2 separate regions of the Homo sapiens genome follow, and region 1 is linked to region 2. Evidence: chromatin loops called from intact Hi-C (ENCODE). Cell type or tissue: OCI-LY7. All regions are shown on one strand. Region 1 has its middle 9.0 kb from the start of NSD1. Region 2 overlaps NSD1 (nuclear receptor binding SET domain protein 1).

Region 1 (2,500 bases), 53 kb before region 2:
ACTAGGGAGGATGAGGTGGAGGGGATCACTTGAGCCTTGGAGATCAGGGATACAGTGACCCCAGATCGTGTCACTGCACTCCAGCCTGGGTGACAGAACAAAGTGAGAGCCTATCTTAAAAAAAATTTAAAAAAAGTAAAGAAAAACCAAGAAAACTAGACCTGATCAGAATTTAAAATTTTTGTGTTTAAAATGACACTGTCAAGAAAATGAAAAGACAACCCACAGAATGGGATAAAATATTTGTAAATTTCATATCTGATAAAGGACATATCCAGAATACATGAAGAATTCTGACAACTGAACAATAAAGACGGCCGGGTGCAGTGGCTCACACCTGTAGTCCCAGCACTGTGGGAGGCTGAGGCAGATGGATCACATGATGAGGTCAGGAGTTCGAGACCAACCTGGCCAACATGGTGAAACCCCGCCTCTGCTAAAAATACAAAAATTAGCCGGGCGTGATGAGCACCTGTAATCCCAGCTGCTCAGGAGGCTGAGGCAGGAGAAGTTGCAGTGAGCCGAGATCATGATACTGCACTCCAGCCTGAGCGACAGAGCGAGACTCTGAAACAAAACAAAACAGAACAATAAAGACAAATTACCCAATTTTTAAAAAATGGGCAAAGGATCTAAATAGATATTTCTCCAAAGAAGATTATAAATGGCCAATAAGTACAAAATACAAAAATTAGCCGGGAGTGGTGGCGTGTGCCTGTAGTCCCAGCTACTCAGGAAGCTGAGGTGGGAGGATCATCTGAGCCTGGGAGACGGAAGTTGCAGTGAGCCAAGATCGCGCCACTGCACGTCAGCTTGGGTGACAGAGTGAGACCCTGTCTCAAAAAAACACCAAAAACCAAAACCACTGGATTGTACTCTTTGTGAATTTTATGGTATGATAATTATATCTCAACAAAAAGAAAATAAAGAAATAAATAGGAAAGACATCAGGTAATTTCAGAGAGTGGTAATAGCTCTAAGGCAATTCAACAGGAAGATGTGCTAGAGTGACTTGGGACCTGATAGGAGCTCCTAGAGCCAGGGGAGGGGCCAAAGAATACCTGTTTGAGGAGGGACTCCAGCTGATTGACAGGAGGAGTCATGGGGTGGCAGAGGGAACAGCAAACCCAGGCCCTGTGATAGAGAGGCCAACTATATCTCTGGAAAAAGCCCTGTCCCGCTATCCCCCACTCACAGCTGCTCTCTTTGTTCTACAAAGCCCTGTTTTCCAATCTCGGTTTTTGCTTAAAGTTTTTGCCTGAGAGATATGAAGATTTTCCAGATTGTTCTGAGTATGGCTGGAGTTAGAAGAACAAGTTCCCAGACTGCACCTTCCATTTGTCCTCGGTGGGCCTGAGAAATCACATCTCTTCGGTCTTCTTTCTCCCAGTTTCTCACTAAGGAGGGAAAAGCCATATCTCACCCAAGTGAATCTCCTTCGGAGTCAGCGGGGGTGGGGGGCGGGGTGCCTCAGAGACTGGGTGCTGGGGAGCCTGCAGAGTTTCCCAGGCCTTACCCAACAAACTCGGGCTACGCTCTGATCTTGTCTGTCTGTTCTAGAATTAGAATCCAGCAGGGGATGGCTGTCACAGGGATGCATACTAACACTGGAACACTGGTTTACTTCTTTCTTTTTTTTTTTTTCCGAGACGGAGTTTCGCTCCTGTTACCCAGGCTGGAGTGCAATATGTGATCTCAGCTCACTGCAACCTCTGCCTCCTGGGTTCAAGCAATTCTTCTGCCTTACCCTTCCAAGTAGCTGGGATTACAGGTGCCTGCCACCATGCTGGGCTAATTTTTTGTATTTTTAGTAGAGATAGGGTTTCACCATGTTGGCCAGGCTGGTCTTGAACTCCTGACCTCAGGTAATCCACCCACCTCAGCCTCTCAAAGTGCTGGGATTACAGACGTGAGCCACCACATCCAGCCTAACACTGGTTTTCATGAGAAACAAAGTCAGATCTTTTCTGACTGAAAGTCAATCTGAGTTGGCTGAAGGCCTTTTTTTTTTTTTTTTTTTTTTTGACGCAAAGTCTCGCTCTGTTGCCCAGGCTGGAGTGCAGTGGTGTGATCCTGGCTCACTGCAACCTCAGACTCCCGGGTTCAAGCAATTTTCATGCCTTAGCGTCCCAAGTAGCTGGGATTACAGGTGTGCACCACTATGGCTGGCTAATTTTTGTATTTTTAGTGGAGATGGGGTTTCACCATGTTGGTCAGGCTGGTCTCAAACTCCTGACCTTTCGTGATCCACCCACCTAGGCCTCCTAAAGTGCTGGGATTACAGGTGTGAGCCACTGCACCCAGCCTGGCTGAGGGATTTGATGATGGGTTCTGCCTTTGCCATTTCAGACACATTTTCTATAAATCAAGCTAGCTGAATCTACAGCTCTGGAGGGTTTTTTTTTTTTTTTTTTGAGACAGAATCTCGCTCTGTCACCCAGGCTGGAGTGCACTGATGTGGTCTTGGGTCACTGCAACCTCTGCCTCCCGGCTTCAAGAG
Region 2 (2,500 bases):
CATTTACCAGAAATCTGTAAAATCTGGTTATGTCATTACTTTTCCTGATTATTGGTACAGTTAAAACCTAGAAAGGCTCATTCATATAAGGGATACATTGTGTTGGAAGAGCTTATAACAACTTTGTTTTATATTTTGCCAAAAAGCCTTTGGATTCTTTAGCTCGAGGGTGTAGTCCAGATTCCAGGTCCAACTTCTAGAGTTCTGGAGGAGTGGCAGATATCCATTTCTTGGGGATCAGTCAGAAGTGAGCTCATTAATTAATTGGAAACTTTTTGTTTTGGATGTTTCAGTGGTAAATGAAAACAATACCCCCTACTAGAATTATTGTGAGGATTCTGTTACATTATGTGTGAAAGAACTGATTACAGGTGTCACAAATTACTTTCTTACTCATTAATTTATTAATTATGTGCTATGCACTGTTTTGTTTTGTTTTTGAGACAGGGTCTCTGTTGTCCAGGCTGGAGTATAGCTGTGCAGTGTTTTTAAGTGCTGGGAATACTGTGATGAGCAGAATAGACATTGTGTCTGCCCTCATGGATCCTTCAGTAAAGTGAGAAAGGCAAACATCAAACAAGGATTGGGCCTGGCACAGTGGCTAATGCCTGTAATCCCAGCACTTTGGGAGGCTGAGGTGGGTGGGTCACTTGAGGTCAGGAGTTCAAGACCAGCCTTGCCAACCTGGTGAAACCCCCTCTCTACTAAAAATACAAAAATTAGCCAGGTGTGGTGGTGCATGTCTCCCAGCTGCTCGGGAGGCTGAGGCAGGAGAATCGCTTGAACCCAGGAGGCAGAGGTTGCAGTGAGCCGAGATTGTGCCACTCCACTCCAGTCTGGGTGACAGAGCAAGACTCTTTCTCCCAAAAACAACAAAAAACAAAACAAAACAAAAAAACAGCAACAACAACAAGGATTGCTTGAGCCTGGGAGGTTGAGGCTGGAGTGAGCGATGACCATGCCACTGCACTCCAGCCTGGGTGACAGATTCATTCATACCCTGTCTTTCAAAGAAAAAAATATCAGTATTAGATTGTATGTTCACAATTATATGTGTGAGAACCTATATGTATGGGAACTCTTTGTGCCAACCAGTGCCCAGAGTTTTCTCTCTGCTCTGATTACTCTCTCAACTCTCTCAAATTGCCTTTTAAAGAAATCTTTATTTCTGTTAAGATTTTAGAGCTATTTGTTTTTGGTTTTTGCTTAATTTTTTGCATATTCTGTTAATGCAAAAAATTGCATTAAATTATTATTATTATTTTTGAGATAGAATCTTGCTCTGTCGCCCAGGCTGGTGTGCAGTGGAGCAGTTTTGGCTCACTGCAACCTCCACCTTCCGGGTTCAAGTGATTCTCATACTACAACCTCCTGAGTAGCTGGAACTACAGGCATGCGCTGCCACGCCTGGCTAATTTTTTTGTATTTTTAGTAGAGACAGTTTCATCATGTTGGCCAGGCTGGCCTCAAACTCTTGGGCCTCAAGTGATCTGCCCACCTTGGCCTGCTAAAGTGCTTGAATTATAGATGTGAGCCCCACTCCTGGCTGCATTAAAATATTTTAATAGACATTTGATTGATTGATTGATTGATTTATGAGATGGAGTTTTGCTGTTGTTGCCTAGGCTGGAGTGCAATGGCGGGATCTCGGCTCACCACAACCTCCGCCTCCCGGGTTCAAGTGATTCTCCTGCCTCAGCCTCCTGAGTAGCTGGGATTACAGGCATGCACCACCAAGCCTGGCTAATTTTGTATTTTTAGTAGAGATGGGGTTTCTCCATGTTGGTCGGGCTGGTCTTGAACTCCCGACCTTAGGTGATCCACCTGCCTCGGCCTGCCAAAGTGTTGGGATTACAGGCGTAAGCCACCGCACCCGGCCTTTAATAGACATGTTTTAAATTTATAAGGATTAAGAAAAACCCCTAAAAATAAAAAACAAATTTATAATGATTTTATAGTTAAAAGGTTTTGTTGTTGAGACAGGGTCTTACCCTGTCACTGAAGCTAGAGTGCAGTGGAGTGATCACAGCTCACTGCATCCTCGACCTCCTCGGCTTAAGTGATCCTTGTTTAATGTTTGTTTTTAAGAACATTAAAAAGTGCTTTGTTGAAAGTGTTTGGTTTAGCACATTTTTATTGATTACTGAGTAGGTGCTGGAGTTTAAAACATGAATAAGACAAAAAAAATGAATAGAAAATAAGATTATTGCCTCTGCTGTTGAGACTCTTAGAGTGTGGTATTAATATCAATGTAATGTGTCAAGTGCAGTAAAAAGAGGTATGCACAAGGGGATCCAGAGCCTTAAGTAGGGGTAAAGTAGACCCAAGAGATGTTTCTTTGAGCTGAGTTATGAAGTATAAGTAGCTATTAGCCAGATAGGAAAATGAAGCGTGCCTTAGATTGTAAAGTATGATCAAGTGCATGGAGGTGTGATAGCATAAGATTTATGTGAACTACAAAGTGTAAATCGTGTGATGGAACTTGGTCATAGTTTTTCCT

The links. Peaks named below come from ENCODE experiments on the same cell type or tissue, not always from the same donor. Only the 100,000 strongest peaks of a DNase experiment are listed, where the experiment ranks them.
Region 1: a loop joins it to region 2, with 2.6 times the contacts of the local background. A loop is called at or near these places in 5 of 110 quality-filtered maps.

What each region holds. Positions count from the first base shown.
Region 1 is chr5:177,123,560-177,126,059 of GRCh38, forward strand. No RefSeq gene overlaps it. Among named protein-coding and RNA genes, the nearest start is that of NSD1, 9.0 kb to the right of the region's middle. In OCI-LY7, no CTCF peak of the experiment used is centred here; DNase peaks (open chromatin) are centred at 442 and 1,042; H3K4me3 peaks cover 1,404 bases; H3K27ac peaks cover 2,500 bases.
Region 2 is chr5:177,176,647-177,179,146 of GRCh38, forward strand. All of the region lies in intron 2 of NSD1 (nuclear receptor binding SET domain protein 1), which reads left to right. Among named protein-coding and RNA genes, the nearest start is that of NSD1, 44 kb to the left of the region's middle. In OCI-LY7, no CTCF peak of the experiment used is centred here; a DNase peak (open chromatin) is centred at 1,395; H3K4me3 peaks cover 1,674 bases; H3K27ac peaks cover 2,500 bases.